Linked DNA regions of Homo sapiens: region 1 is linked to region 2. The links are chromatin loops, found by intact Hi-C in ENCODE. Cell type or tissue: PC-3. All regions are shown on one strand. Links, peaks and the distances in the headings refer to the core of each region. The heading gives the core; the rest is flanking DNA. Region 1 overlaps SLC35F3 (solute carrier family 35 member F3). Region 2 overlaps SLC35F3 (solute carrier family 35 member F3).

What was found. Peaks named below come from ENCODE experiments on the same cell type or tissue, not always from the same donor. Only the 100,000 strongest peaks of a DNase experiment are listed, where the experiment ranks them.
Region 1: a loop joins it to region 2, with 4 times the contacts of the local background. A loop is called at or near these places in 2 of 110 quality-filtered maps.

Annotation. Positions count from the first base shown.
Region 1 is chr1:234,057,348-234,065,692 of GRCh38, forward strand. All of the region lies in intron 2 of SLC35F3 (solute carrier family 35 member F3), which reads left to right. Among named protein-coding and RNA genes, the nearest start is that of SLC35F3, 160 kb to the left of the region's middle. In PC-3, for the core only: no CTCF peak of the experiment used is centred there; a DNase peak (open chromatin) is centred at 5,094; H3K4me3 peaks cover 472 bases; H3K27ac peaks cover 4,819 bases.
Region 2 is chr1:233,985,065-233,993,409 of GRCh38, forward strand. The region is part of intron 2 of SLC35F3 (solute carrier family 35 member F3); the gene reads left to right. Among named protein-coding and RNA genes, the nearest start is that of SLC35F3, 85 kb to the left of the region's middle. In PC-3, for the core only: no CTCF peak of the experiment used is centred there; a DNase peak (open chromatin) is centred at 4,417; H3K4me3 peaks cover 886 bases; H3K27ac peaks cover 5,457 bases.

The DNA of each region.
Region 1 (8,345 bases), core at 166-8,165, 72 kb after region 2:
TTTTAGAATGTAACTTTTGCACTTCATTTGTTGAATTTATTCCACAGTATTTTATTATTTTTTATGCTATTGTAAATGGAACTGTTTTCTTAATTTCATTTTCAGACTGGTCATTTCAAGTATATAGAAATGCAATTGATTTTTTATCCTGCTAGTTTGCTGAACTCATTTATTAGTTCTAATAGCTGTTTAGTGGATTTCTTAGGACTTTCTGTATACATGATTATGTATCTGTGAATAAAAATAGTTTTACTTTTTCCTTTCCAATTTGGGTACCTTTTATTTCTGTTTCTGTTTCAATTGCTTTGGCTAGAACCTCCAGTCTAATGTTGAATGAAACTGATGAGAGCAGATATCTGTGTCTTTCTTTATTTTTGAGACAGAGTCTCACTCTGTTGCCCAGGCTGTAATGCAGTGGTGTGATCTTGGCTCACTGCAATCTCCACCTCCCAGATTGATGCAATTCTCCTGCCTCAGCCTTCTGAGTAGCTGGAATTACAGTTGTGCACCACCAGGCCCAGCTAATTTTTGTGTTTTTTAGTAGAGATGGGGTTTCACTATGTTGACCAGGCTGGTCTCGAACTCCTGACCTCAGGTGATCCACCCGCCTCAGCTACCCAAAGGGCTGGGATTACAGGTATGAGACACTGCATCCGGCCATGTGTCTTTCTTCTTATTTGAGTGGGAAGGCATCCATTCTTTCACTGTTAAATATAATATTTGTTATGGGTTTGCATACATACCCTTATCAGGGTGATAAAGTTCACTTCTAGCCTTAGGTTTGTTGAGCGCTTTAATATGAAAGAGTGTCACATATTGTCAATTTTTTTTGGTTTGCTTTGGGTTTTTTTTTCGAGGATTTTTGCTTTATATTTCATTCACAATACCAATTTATGAATGTTAAACCAACCTTGTATTCCTATAATAAGTCTCAGTCTCACTTAGTTATGGTGTATAATTGTCTTTATAAATGTTCCTGAATTTTTTTTTTTTTTTTTTTTTTTTTTTTTTCAGTTAAACAGGGTCTCACCCTGTTGCCCAGGCTGGAGTGCAGTGACATGAGCATGATTCACTGTAGCCTCGACCTTCCAGGAACAAGCAGGCCTCCCACCTTAGCTTCCTGAGTAGCTGAGACTATAGGCATGCACCATTATGCTCAGCTAATTTTAAATTTTTTGTAGAGACAGGGTCTCACTCTGTTTCCCAAGCTGGTCTCAGAACTTCTGGCCTGAAATGATCCTCCCACCTCAGGCTCCCAAAGTGTTGGGATAACAGGCATGAGCCATTGTGCCCAGTCCCTGGATTTTGTTTGGTATTATTTTATCGAGAATTTTTGCACCCATTTTTGTAAGAAGTATCATTCTATAGTTTTCTTGTGAATGACTTTGTCTGGTTTTCTTATCGAGGTAATGCCGCCCTCATAGAATGATTTGAGAAGTGTTCCTCATTTTTTTGGGTTTTTTTTGGTTTATTGTTTGTTTGTTTGACTAATAAAATCTCTTTACTCATTATGTATCTATTTAAATGGCCTATTTCTCTTGAATTAGTTTCAGTAGTTTGTGTCTTTCTGGCAATTTGTCCATTTCATCTAAGTTATCTGATTTATCTGCATACAATTGTTCTTAGTATTCCCTTATGATACTTTATATTTCTGTAAAGTTGGCCTTAATTTCCTTGTTTCATTTCTGATTCTAATCATTTGAGTTTTCTCTTTTTCTTCTTGGTCAGTCTAGCTACTAAAAGTTTGTTAATTGTATTGTTCTCTTCAAGTGAATAGCTTTTCGTTTCATCCATTTTTCTCTATTGTTTTTCTATTCTCTATATCGGTAAGTTCCACTGTAATCTTAATTTCTTCCTCCTTATTTTTTAGGTTTGGTTCTTTTCTCGGTGTCTTATGGTAGAAGATTAGGTTTCTGATTTGATATGTGTCTTCTTTCTTAATACAGGCATTTATAACTATAAACTTTCCTCCAAGCACTGTTTTAGCTGCACTCCACATATTTTTTTTTCATTTTTTTGTAAGTGTGTCTTCATTTTCATTCATCTCAAAGTATTTTCTAATTTCTCTTTGGTTTCTTCTTTAATCCCTTGGTTATTTAAGACTATTTTATTTACTTTACACATATTTATGAGTTTCCCAAAATTGTTTTTGTTATTGATTCCTAAATTCAGATCCTGTATTAGTCAGGGTTCTCTTAGAGGGACAGAACTAACAGGAGATAGAGGTAGAGATAGAGCTAGAGCTAGAGCTAGAGACATAGACATAGACTAGACATAGACATAGACATAGACATAGACATAGACATAGACATAGACATAGACATAGACATAGACAGACATAGACATAGACAAGCTTACTTATCAACTTACATGATCACAAGATCCCACAATAGGCTATCTGCAAGCTGAGGAGCAAGGACAGCCAGTCCGAGTCCCAAAATTGAAAAACTTGGGGCCTGATGTTTGAGGGCAGGGAGCATCCAGCACGGGAGAAAGATGTAGGCTGGGAGGCTAGGCCCATCTCACCACTTCATGTTTTTCTGTCTGCTTTATGTTTGCTGATTAGATGGTGCCCACTGAATTAAGGGTGGGTCTGCCTTCCCCAGCCCACTGACTCAAATGTTAATCTCCTTTGGCAACACCCTTACAGATACACCCAAGATCAATATTGCATCCTTCAATCTAATCAAGTTGACAGTATTAACCGTCACAGATCCCAGTGAAATGAAATTAAGAATCAATAACAAAACATACTTAATGTTATTTCAGTACTTTAAACTTTAGTGAGGTTTATTTTATGGCCTAGCTTGTGGTCTGTCCTGGAGATGTTTTGTGTGCACTTGAGAACAAAGCATGTTCTCCTACTGTTGTGTAGAGTATCCTATAGATGTCTGTTAGGTCTAGCTGATTTTTAGATTTTTACTGAAGTCTTCTACTTCTTTGTTGATCTTTTTCCTCATTGCTTGTCTACTATTGGAAATGAGGTATTGAAGTTTCTAACTATTATTGTTGAATTTTCTATTTCTTCTGTCATTTCTATCAGATTTGTGCTAACTTAATTGCAGTGAGCGATAGGAATGTTACTCCTATTTATGTATTTATTTATTTATTTATTTTGAGACAGGGTCTCACTCTGTCACCCAGGTTGAAGTGCAGTAGCACAATCTCAGCTCACTGCAACTTCCACCTCCCAGGCTCAAGTGATCTTCCCATCTCAGCCTCCCGAATAGCTGGAACCACAGACACATGCCACCATGCCTGGCTAATTTTTTATGTTTATTTTTGGTAGAGACCGGGTTTTACCATGTTGCCCAGTCTGGTCTTGAATTTTTGAGCTCAGGCAATCCACCTGCCTTGGCCTCCCAAAGTGCTAGGATTACAGGCATGAGCTACTGTGCCCCACCCTACTCCTATTTATTTTTAATCACTTCCCCACCTTTAATCATTTCTGTTTCTCTCCATTTCTTCCTGTGTATTTGAGTTACAATCTGAAGTAATCTCTTTATCCCAACATAGCTTTGCTCCTACTCATTTCATCTTGTGCTGTTACTGGCAATATATTCTATTTCTATGTCTTATAGGGCACAGCATACATTATACACAGACTTTTTAATATAATTGCTTTTTACATTACTTACGAGAATAAGGGAAAAGAAATATGCATCTATACTGTCCTTTATAATTACATAATTACTTTTAATGGCTTTTTGTGTGCATGTATTTTTGTGTAAACTCAAATTACTCTCTAGACTTACTTGCTTTCAGCCTGAAGAATTTATTTTAGTACTTCTCGTAAGTCTTGTCTTCTAGCAACAAATTCTCAGTTTTTGTTTATCTCAAGGCGTCTTTTCTTTTCTTTTTTGTCATGATTTTTTTAATGATACCTTAACTAGTTGTAGGATTCTCTGTTGACAGGTTTTTTTAAATATGTTATCACACTGCCCTTTGGCTACTGTTGTTTCTATTGAGAAGTCAGCTGTTAATCTTATTGAGATTCTCTTTTAAATGATAAGCCAGTTTTCTCTTTCTGCTTTCAAAACTTTCTCTGTCTTAAGATTTTAGAATTTTACTGTCACGTGTCTGTGACTCTCTTTTTGGTTGTTCTACTTGACGTTTGTTGAGTTTTCTGCATGTGTAGATCACTGTTTTTTACAAAATTTGGAAAATTTTTAAGCCATTATTTCTCCAAATATTTTTTTCTGCTCTTTTCTCTCTTCTTTTGGTTTGCCCATTATGTATATATTGGTAATTGGTGTGCTTAGTGTCACAACTTTTCTGAGTCTCTGCTAATTTTTTTTATTCTTTTGTTTCTCTGTTCTTCAGGTTACATAATCTTTGTCAATCTATCCCCAAGTCTGCTAATTTTTCTTCTGCCAGTTTAAATCCACTGTTGAGTCCCTCTACTAAATTTTTCTTTTAGTTGTTATACTTTTCAACTCCAGAATTTACGTTTGGCTTTTTAAAAAAATAATATTTGTCTCTTTAGTGGTACTCTATTAGGTGCAACATTGTCATCATATCTTTATCTTTTAAAACATGGTTTCTTTTCGTTTTTTTGAAAATATTTATAACAGTTACTTGAAACTTTGCCTTTTAAATATGACATCTGGTCACTCTCACAGTCAGTTTCTGTTGTCTATTTTTTGGAGGTATGGGTCACAATTTCCTGTTTCTTATATGTCTCACAATATTTTTTGTTGGATACTAGACAAAAATGTTACCTAAAACCCCACTGTAGAGAACATACTGTTGTAACTCTGAGTACTTCTCCCCATCCCTAGGACTTGGAATTGCTCTTTGCTTACTGACAACTTTTGTTACTGTCTGGATCATTTAGTGAGGTTTATTTTCCTCTTGTTCTTTCTCGTTATAGCTCCATTGCCTGAAGTTTCTGATGTTATTCTTTGGTGGTAAGGCCTTGGGTATACCCTGAGTCACCCTAGGATGACAGTGGTGTTGGCAAAGCTATCTTTGACTTTTTCTTTCCCTGGTCACACCTAGTTATTAAACTCCACTACGCACAAACTGGTTATGTCCTGGGGGCATAAATTGTTCTACAGACTATTCAATCTATTGTGGCTCTTTTGAATAGTTTTCAGGTCAATGTTTGAGATTCATGTGGAACCCCGGAGGGCTCCTCCCAGCTGTCTCCTTCCTTGGACCTCTCTGACAAACTAGTAAGCCTAAAGTTGTCTTTTACCACAATATCAGCTGGTTTTGATTGTGCCCTTAGGCCTGAACTTTTCCTGGCTCTGTTGCAAATGAAGTCAATTTCTTTAGGAAATAATTAAGAGATTTCTGTTTTCTGTTCTTTTCTTTCATCCATGAGCAAAATCTTTTTTTTTTTTTTGAGACGGAGCCTTGCTCTGTCGCCCAGGCTGGAGTACAGTGGCGCAATCTCCTTTCCCTGCAAGCTCTGCCCCCTGGGTTCATGCCATTCTCCTGCCTCAGTCTCCCTGAGTAGCTGGGACTACAGGTGCCCACCACGCCTGGCTAATTTTTTTTTTTTTTTTTTGTATTTTTAGTAGAGACGTGGTTTCACCGTGTTCACCGGGATGGTCTCGAACTCCTGACCTTGTGATCCGCCCGCCTCGGCCTCCCAAAGTGCTGGGATTACAGGTGTGAGCCACCATGCCCGGCCTAGCAAAATCTCTTAATCAAGGTTCTGTGTGTGGAGAAAATGACATGCTTCTCTCTGAGTTTAACCCCCACTTCAGGATCTGAGCAAGAGCAAGCACCATCAGGGTCCTAGGATTCCTATTAGTGTCCTGCCCAAAGTAGAGCCTCCGTCCTGTTCCCGGACCAAATTGAGGGTTGGGCTGCTCTTTCTCATGGCCCAGTGAGGAGTTACAGATGAACTGGGGAGGAAGAGAGCTTTTATTTCTGCAACCAGTTACAGAAGGCCTGGAAATTATCACCAGACCAACTCAAAATTACAAAAATTTCCAGAGCTTATATACCTTCTAAGCTATATGTCTATGTGTAAGTGTGAATGCATCTAAAGACATAAGTGATTAACTTCTTTTAATCTATAACTAAGGTCTGAGTCCTGAAGACCTTCCTCTGGAGCCTCAGTAAATTTACTTAATCTAAATGGGTACAGGTGCTGGGGTGATTACCCCTATCTTGTCTCCTGCTAAACTACAGAGGTTTGGGGAGTTCCTTCAGACCTCCAATAAGCTTGTTTATGGAGGCCTGGGGAGTTTCTTCAGATCCCCCCAATAAAACTTGTTTAATCCTAAATGGGTCCTGTTAACAATTCCTTTGTTATTTTGTCATGTTTTAAGGCCTAGGAAAGACCTAGGCAAAACTCTTGGTGGGCTTTTGTCATATTTCAGCCTTGGTATAAGGGCACTGGCTTTTGTTTAGCTTTTAATATTTAACTTAACCACTCAGTCAATACTGAAACAGTTGTTATGGAGGCCTGAATTACTGAGACCCAGCCTGCCACAATCCCAGCATGGAGGACTAGGCAGAAAAAGGGAGCATCCACTTTTTGGCATTCACCTAGAACTTGGCCTCATCAACAGGTAGCTAGGAACGATCTGAGACCTGCCAATGGCCGCTTCTTCTGTGAAGATAGTCCTACATGTGGGATCTGAGGGTCCAGATAGTCCTGTATTGTTAACTGCACCTGGAATGAAATCTCCATCTCACTGAACTGTTTGTTTTTATAATTTCACCATTTTCACTGGGAAGCATGTCTGTGGAGCCCCTCCTGGTGTCATGCTGGAAGTAGATATCTAAACATTTGGATTTTTTGGTGGGGGGGACTGTTTCCTTTGTCTGTTTTATACTTTTGCTTTCATAGCCCTAGATCCCCTCCATTGCCTTGTGATCCTTGATCACATCTGAGAAAGGACTGTGTGTTTCCCTTGAATTTATTTTTCTGTTTTCCAGCTATGTGTCTTGCGTGTGATCCTTTTGACTGGGAAATGGGCTGCTAGGCTTTTGATCTCCAAATGTTAGAATAAGAAGGACTTTATTCTATGGTTAATTTAATATTTAAGAGACCAAAATATATCTTATTATAATTTTCATTTATTTATCAGGGTTATAGAAAATTCCTCTAAAACCTTTTACCATTCTTTTTAGGATTCAGTGGAGTCACCAGAATTCCACTCCAACTCTGTAAGCAAGATGTTTTCCTAGATGTTTTCCTCCAGCAGGTTTCGGCTGTCACATAACACAACTGGAGATGCTACCCCCAGGGTCCTGTGGCTCACCCTGACACAATCACATGCAATCTCTTTCTTTATAGTTGTTGTGCTGTGGCTAATTGTGCTCATTTTATGTAATTAATTCCGCAGGATTTTAATGTGTGCTATTAAATCAAGTTAAAACATGATAATTGTTTGATTTAACTGCCTTAGAACACTGCGTTCAAATAGATCCCAGGGTAGACCAGAGGTAGTTCAGGCATCATAGTACCTAGGGCCATAAATTGTTACTAAAGTTTCTTATCCTCTAACAGCAACCCAGGAAAGTAAGGAACTCTAGTGCATTTACACCTGTCTGTATAGGAAGCAGATATTGAAAGCCGGCCAGAATAGGATATTCTGAAGGGTCATGATCAAAGTACTGAAGACTATTTTCTTTTATAAGAGGTAAAAAGAAGACAGCGAAAAATAGTGCCAGTTGCCTTAAGTAACCTGGTTATAACAAAACATGGAGCATGACTATGATAAGAGAAAGAACAGTTGGTGTGCATCTGGGAAGTTTTTACTGTATGCTTACAGTGCTCATGGTTCTAAGTGTGGAAAGGGAGACTGTGAAAAGTGATGTGAGATCTACTGATCAAACACTTTTTTTTTTTTTGAGACAAAGTCTCGCTCTGTCTCCAGACTGGAGTGCAGTAGCACAATCTCGGCTTACTGCAACTTCGGCCTCCTGGGTTCAAGGGATTCTCCTGCCTCAGCCTCCTGAGTAGCTGGGACTACAGACGCGTGCCACCACGCCCGGCTAATTTTTTGTATTTTTTAGTAGAAACGCGGTTTCACCGTGTTAGCCAGGCTGTTCTGGACTTCCTGATCTCGTGACTCGCCCACCTCAGCCTCCCAAAGTGCTGGTATTACAGGCGTGAGCCACCGCGCCAGGCCCAAACTCTTATTTTTTAAAATAAATTGGCTTCTGGTTTGACATTTTTGTTTTCAGGTCTAGGGAGATTTAGGACTTAAGAATACAAGATTTACTTTTATACATATATCCTTTTACTATTGTTGTGTTTAAAATAAAATTTCTATATCACAATATATGAGTCTGCCACGAGCGCTATGAGAAAAATAGATCATGTCCCACTTTGGTGGGCATGTGATGTTAGTAAAGACTTAAAAACAGTATGTATG
Region 2 (8,345 bases), core at 289-8,288:
GTCATATAAAAGGCTGGTAATGATGCTGATGTTCTGGTGGTGAGGTCTGCTCAACGGCCCTTAAAGGACAGAAAGAATTCACTGTGAATTCATCAAAGTTTCTTTCCTAGAAAATCAGTGAGACCCCTCAGTGGCATATGTCGTCATATCTTCTGATTCCAGATGAGATTCTCCCTTCTGAAATAATAGCGTTTACCAAACAGCACACAGTAGAGTTTAAAGAGAAAAATTGAACAGAGCAAAACTTGTCATGTAGCTTCTGTTTGTGCTCCATGCAGAGTCTTTTTGTAGGATGGATTAAATATTGCATAAATTGTGCAGTCATTTCTGCTTTTATCTGATCTTATTTTTATTGAATCTATAGCTGAAGAATCTATCAACTGTTTCCAAATTTAGAGATATGGAAGACTGATTTAAATCTTTAATTTCTTAACATGTCATGTAAGTGTGCAGTAGTCTTGTGACCATTAAGAAAAAAATTCCACTTTGATTCTTGGAGCCGCTTGAGACCCACACAGTTCTTTCTCCATCTAATTCTAATTACAATCATTGGTACGTGATGTAAGTTAGTGAGAGTACATTTTCAGCACAGCCTTTCAGCAATCTGCCTTTCTTTAGACATTCTGGGGGTGCTTTATTGGAACGTTTTAAATGACCATGTTGGATAATTCTCTAAGCTAAAATCATCCACAAAAGTATAAGACAGAGAATACTGGAACCATAGCTGTCCACCAGTCTTTATGTGGGTGCAGACTTTGGGAAAGTTCCTGGTCCTGCCTGGAGAAACTTCCTGCAGAGGTTGATGAACTTTTAATCAAACAAACGTTCTTGTTGTAGCTTTTAAGTGTCTTCCTTTGTAGTATAACAGAGAGTTGAAGATTGAAGGCTCTGGGCCCAGGCTGTGTGGGTTAAAATTCTGCTTTTACTGCTTCCTAGCTGTGCACCCTTGAGCAACTTACTTAAGGTCTTTGGACCTTAGTACCCTGATCTTAAAAATGTGTATTATAACAATAGCACTTAGCTCATACAATTGCTGGGAAGAGAAAATGAGTTAAATCATGTAGAGTGCTTCAAACACAATATATATGCAGTAATGTTAGCTATTACTCTTACATTCTGCCCTTATTAGTCTGTTTTTGCATTTCTTTTAATTTTTATTTTTATAAAATAATACATGTATCTTTCTTTTAAAATTTTCAAATAATTCTTTGAGGATTTTAGGTTTTACCCAACTTCTCTCCACCCCAAGTTCCCACTTATGTGAGGCTGCCACATTCAACTCTCTTCTTCTTTTTTCTGCTTTCATAAATGTTTGTTCTGAATATTCTTCCAATTTTTAACATGGTGGTTTAGCTTCCAAATGTAGAAAATAAAGATTTATCTCTCATGATTTGTGCATCAACATCTAGACAGTTTATGAGCTTGGCTATAGCATATATGTATATGTATGTATTATATGTTGTTATATATTATATACTATTATAGCCAAGCTAATAAAATATACATATGTTTATGTGTATCTGTTTGAGGCATTTTGTATACTGTGAGTATATTTCTTCTCTTTAACTTTTTCCCTTGCAGTTCTTAATTGAATGATTTTAACATTTGCTTATTTTTGTATTTGTATCTTCCTAACTTAGCCCATACCCTTCAACAGATGAAAATCTCCCCTTGATGGGTTCAACCATCTAGATCATCTATTTCTTTCACTTTTTTATTTCTTTGCAGACATTCCTTTTGGAGTCTTCTGTTCTGCTGCAACATGGATTGATTACGTCCCAGGCTTTCTGGGATCTTCCTTCATCATCCTCCTGGAAATTTCCTTCAGTTCTTTTCTGTATTGGATCCTCTGTTTCCTCACCTCATTTTTTCTTTTTGTATGTGTGTTCTTTCTGATTTTATTGAGCCAAAACCTTCATTAGCAGCTTCAGAAATGATGCAAGAGGCTGGGAGCACTCATGCTTTTAATCCCAGCACTTTGAGAGGCTGAGGCAGGCGGATCACCTGAGGTCAGGAGTTTGAGACCAGCCTGGCCAACATGATAAAACCCCATCTCTACCAAAAATACAAAAAAAATTAGCCAGGCGTGGTGGCACATGCCTGTAATCTCAGCTACTCCAGAGGCTGAGGCACAAGAATCACTTGAGCTGGGAGACAGAGGTTGCAATGAGCCAAGATCGCACCACTGCACTCCAGCCTGGGAGACAGAGTGAGACTCCATCTCAAAAAGAAAGAAAAAGAAATGATGCAAGATTGCCACAAATTTGTGACCTTGTATGTTTGAAAATGCCTGTCTACTGCCCTTTTCTTGATTGAGATTTACTGAGTATGGAATTCTAAGTATCAATTTATTTCCTTTCTGGACTTTGAATGTACTTCTCCATTCTATTCTAGGTATATTGCAGTGTTGCTAAGGAGAAGTCTGAAGCTTTTTTGATTCCCCATCTTTTTATTTTGATCTATCTTTTCTCTTTGGAAGCTTTTAGTATATTGATTTTGCATCTGGTATTTTGACGTCTTACAATAATATGACTTGACCTTGTGACTTTTAAAATGATTTTTGCTGGCTATCTGGTGGAATCTCTCAGTCCAAAAGTTCACGTTTTCTCAGATTTGGGAATAATATTTATTTGCTCATTCATTCCCTCCCATTTTCCCTCTTCTCTCTCTCTGGACCACCTGTTACTCAGATGTTGGACTTCCTAGACTAATCTTTTAATCTTCTTATATTTGATCTCATATTTTCCAAATGTCTACCTTTTACAGAGATTTCTCCAAATTTATGTTTCAACCCTTCTATTTATTTCTTCCCTCCTGATACCATATTTTAATTTTAATGAGTTCTTTTATATTGTTATTTCAGTTTCTTCTCACTCCTCAAAGTCTTGAAGGTTAATAATTATAGCAATAGATTTTAAGTGGTCTTCTGCCTTCTTCATTGATTTTGTTTCTGTTTGCTTTTGTCTCAGTTTTATATGCTAGAATATTTCCTCTCATGTCTGTGATTTTTACTGTTCATTCATTTTTAAGCCAGAAATACACAAGGTCTATGTGGGAGCTCTGAGAACACGAGTGGTATTTATCAAGCAGTGAGCTTCATTTCAGGGTCACGGTCTAGGGATCAGATGGTTTCATTAAAAGACTCCAAAATATTAGTAACTGGAAATCTTTTCTCTTGTGTTTCTCCAGAAAGCAATCATCCAGGCTCTTGCTTAAAAGGTATGAAGCTGGTTGCTACTTTTTAGGGAAATGAATGGGGACAGAGGCTCACCACTGGATATGTAAACTTGAACTTAATTCCCTACTTTCAGTTGAGCCAATTGTATGTGGATATCCCAGAGCTCTTGCTTGTCTACACATATTCAGAATCTAACTGCTTCTGATACAGACTTGCTATCAGTTCCCCTATTGTCAACCCCACCTGTGCCTTTGCCTTCAGAAGTGCCTGGTGCTATTCGTGTCTGAGCTCTTTGAGGGTCCTGTGGCTCAAACATGCTTGCTTTCTGTCTTAATTCCCACCCTCCACATGCTCTTTCCATCCTCCACACAGGCACGCTTTCAGCTTCCTTTGGGTGTCCTAAGTAAGCTGCCATTTGTCCATCTGTTGCTTACTTCTAAAATTATATGGACTTCTCTGTCTCTTATAACTTTTTCTCCCATTTTCTCTGTTCTTGTGCAGTTTTGTCCTCGTTATCCTTTACTATCATTTAAGTGAGATTTCCAGAGAATTGTAAAACTTCTGCCAAGCCTTACCAGATGTTTCTCCTTAAGTTTCAAAAGAAGATTCCAACCCTACTCCTGCCCATTTGATTGTCAAAGCAGTGCAATAGAGTTGATTGAGAGGCAGCAGATCATGGTGGTGGAAAGCAAAGTTCTCCAAGAATGGACAGATGATCCACTGACATTAGAAAACTATTAAATTTCCATGTATATTTTAATCCAAAAATATAAAGAATTTAGATTCACACTGTTAATATTCTAATTTTTCATGTTTGATGCTGGATTGATCCATTTGTCAAGATGGTCACAGATTACACATAGTGCCCAGGACTTCCTGGTACCAGAGGAGTATAGGGAACTCCCTGACATAGCAAGCTGGACAGTGGGGCTGCACGCATTCTCTTTCAGAATGTTTAAATACATCACCCTTTGATAGTGCTCCAAGTTAGCTTGATCTGGCTAGTTTCATTACAACAATACTAAAATAATGCAATATTTACTAAGCTTTATAATGACAGAGAATTTCTATGAAAACTTTTTTGTTTCATAATGAAATTTTCTGTTTGTATTATAGCAAAATCCTCAGAAATGTTGACCTTAAGGATGTTATACATTTATGTTTTTCTTTTGCAAAAAGTCAAGCAATATAAGCTGTGGCCTTCTCTGTTACAACAGAGGCTGTCAGAATGTGGTACTAAGCAAATATTACACACAAAGAAACAAACAGATTCTATCCAATAAAGGGAAAGGTGATGTTTTCATGAGTGAGAAAATAACGTATTTTTAAAAGGAACTGGTGATTCATAGAGAACATTTTGAAACTACATGTTTTAAAATATTTCTAGTATTATATGAATATTTTCACTGAAAAAAATGCTACATGTTAAAACTCATACCTAAACTCTTTTTCAGAAATTAGAAACAAATTTTGTAACCAGTTTAAAGATATTCCTGAAATGAAGAGCTTTAGTAGGTTTTGAATCCATTCATGAAACATATATAAATATCTGACCTTCTGATTAGTTTGCACCTGAGTTCAAGAAAATTTGAAATTTACTAGCTGGGCTATCACAAAAATCTTTGACTAATTGGTGGATGAGATTGAAAAAAATGATTATCGTTATTTAATAAGAAACTCAGATATACATATTGCATTTTGATCCCCATGTCTTTGTATAGAATATTTTTTAGTCGTGAGTATCTGTGTCAAAGGAAACTTAAGTTACATTCAGATCTTTGGATCACTGTATCATAAACTAGCAAACCAAGGTTTTAAAAAATAATGATGTGTTATTCATAATATTAGTGATAGCAGAAGATTGTACTAGTAATAAAGAAAAAATTTAAATATTATTTTATTTCCTCTTTAGGTTTTTCATCCTTTAAAATATATGTTTTAGCGGTTTCACAATGGACATAATAGTATTTATTCATTAATACATAATTTACGTAAAAGTGACTCACATATACTAGAAGTGCATGCTCAAGTTTTATTTTAGTGTTTGGAGTGTATGAATTTAATAAAACACAAAGACTGAGTTTACAGCCAAGGATTTAGAGTAGACTGACCTTGATTCTAAGCTCAGCTTTGTTACTTATTAGCAATGTGAACATGGGAAAATTCACATCCAATTTTCTATTTTTTCCATTGTTTCTTTACTTAAATAATATTCAGGGGGTGGAAAAAATGGGACGAAGTTAGTCAAAGGGTACTCACTTTGAGTTGTAAAATCAGTAACTTCTAGAGACCTAATGTACAGCATGGTGACTGTACTTAATAGCAATGTATTGCATTCTTGGATTTTGCTAAGGGAGTAGATCTTAGGTATTCTCGCCATACACACACACACAAAGGTAACTCTGTGAGGTGATGGATATGTGAATTGACTTGATTGCAGTAATCATTTTACAATGTGTGCACATATCAAAACATTACATTGCATACCTTGAATACTCACATTTTAAAATGTGTCAATTACACATCCGTAAAGCTGAAAAAATACTCAAGCATCAAAAAATATATACAATATGTGTAAACTGTTTAATTAAATGCCTAGAAAATAGTAACTGCAAAATAATTGGCATCTGTTGTAAAGGTATGTATGAAATGATAATGAAGATTCTGTTGACAGTGATGATGGTGATGCAGCCTGCAAATCTGCCCTTATGTAATAGAAGGGAACATCTGTATTCCACATCCTTTCAGAAGTGAGCATTGTGAACTCTCCAAGGCCCCTCTTTTATTAAAATGATGTTCCTGGTAAATCTTCTAAAGAGAGACTGCAAATATGTGCAGTGAGTCCTGCTTTCCATCGCTGCAGTGGTGTCAGTAACTGTGCCCTTCTTCCTAAGGCTGGACCTCTGGCACAGCCCCAGCATCTTGCAGGTAGTACTCCAGAAAGCCACAGCTGTAGTGAGCAGAAGGGAGTGAAGACAGAAAGGGAAAGTGGGAGGGCAGCCTGTCTGGGCCCCTGTGGCAGCTTCCAAAAATCATCTCCCACAAATGCTTACCCTCTGTGCTGTAGATGCTTCCCAAATACACTTTGTGATTTGAATGTTCTTGAAACGCCCGTGCCTTGCCTAATGCTCCCTTTGCTCTTCATGTTGGGAATACTTAGCTCATCAGATCCTGCAAACTAACTTCCATGGAAGAAAAAAAAAGAAAAAGAAAAGAAAAATAAAGAAAAAAGAAAAAAAACTAGAGGGTACAATTACCTGGCTGCTGATTCAGACTTAGAGAGTGTTCAATTCCTCCTTTGTTCTTGGATTACTCTCTCCTGTCCAAAAGCGATGAACTTTGCCAGCTCATTGGGCCCCTTGTGCTATAGTGTTAAGGAAAACTTACCCTAATTTGTTTTTTACTTATGACCACTACAAGTATTTTAGCTAATTAGTGTCTCTTTTTTGTTCTGGCTACCAGGAAGCTCAACAACTAACATAGTCTGTATTTTGCAACTTCAAAGGTACCTTTCATGCATTTAGAGGACTAAGTTTTGCCTCCAGCTACTTTTCATCATCATCATCAGCATCATCATTATTTTGCCTGTTTATTTAATTTTATATTATTACCTGCATATTACATATTTTTATGAAATACCCCAAAATCAAGTTGAATAAAACAAAATGAAAACATAAGCCTGTGAATTTTCCTAACACAAAGAAAAAGAACTTCTCTTGAAATATTTAATGGATAATTGCTCAAGCCTCCATTGCATTGATAAGAAATGGGAACATTGTGGCGAGTAAATGCAGGAATTTGTAAGGTCAGTTGGAGAATAGAAGCAGACACCCAACCCACACGATGGTGAGCAACCTTCCAATCCCAGACGGCCGTGGTGCTCTCTGGACAAGAATGTGAGAGGGTGGGATTGGTGGGCAAAGGGCAGGAGGGACACCCCCTCTGTTCATTTATTTTGAGATCTGTTTGCCCCATCACACTAAATAAATACAATAAGTGAATGCTATTTTATCTGGTAAAGGAACCCATCTGTCTTAGTCCATTTCTGTGTTGGTATTAAGAACACCTCAAGCTGGGTAACTTATAAAGAGGTTTATGTAGCTCATAATCTTGCAGGCAGGGAAGTTCAAGAGCGTGGCCCTGACTTTTGGCAAGGCCTTTCTTGCTGCATCACATCATCTCAGAGAAGGTCGACGGGGAAGTGGACACATGTCAAGGGTGGAAATATTGAGGGGTGTCCTGGCTCTGTAACAACCCACTCTCTTAGGAACTAATCTGTTCCCATGAGAACTAATGCAGTCTTGCAAAAGAGAGAACTCACTCACTACCTCGAGAATAGCACCAAACCATTCATGAGGGGTCTGTCCTATGACCCAAACACTTTTCACTAAGCCCAGTTCTCAATGCCATCACACTGGGGATCAAATTTCAACATGAGTTTTGGTGAGACAAACACACTATATCCAAACCATAGCACCATTGTTAACAATCCAAATATACAATGATTCTTACAAGAGTTCATCTCGATGGGGAATGTAGCAGGGACAGGGATTATTACAAGAGCATCTTAGAAAAGAGAGGGCATCTGGAGTGAGATGTGAAGCAAAGGAGAGAAAACAGAAATGGAAAGTGGGAGGGCAGCCTGTCTGAAAGGGAAAGTGGGAGGGCAGCCTGTCTGGGCCCCTGTGGCAGCTCCCAAAAATCATCTCCCACAAATGCTTACCCTCTGTGCTGTAGATGCTTCCCAAATACACTTTGTCATTTGAATGTACTTGAAATGCCCGTGCCTTGCCTAATGCTCCCTTTGCTCTTCATGTTGCTCTTCAAACTGACTTCCATGGAAGAAAAAAAAATCCAGAGGGTACAATTAGCTGTCCACCGTGCCCGGCTAATTTTATATTTTTAGTAGAGACGGGGTTTCACCATGTTAGCCAGGCTGGTCTCGAACTCCTGACCTCAAGTGATCCACCCAACTCAGCCTCCCAAAGTACTGGGATTACAGATGTGAGCCACCGTGACTGGACCAAACATTTTTACTGAGCTCTCAGTGAGCATGAGATGGTCAGTTTTGCTGGGCTGGTGGTCCAGGGAAGTAGAACTCACCCTTGGAAGAGAAAGCGATATGCTGAATGGGAAGATCTAACTTCCTTAACCTCGTGAGAAACTT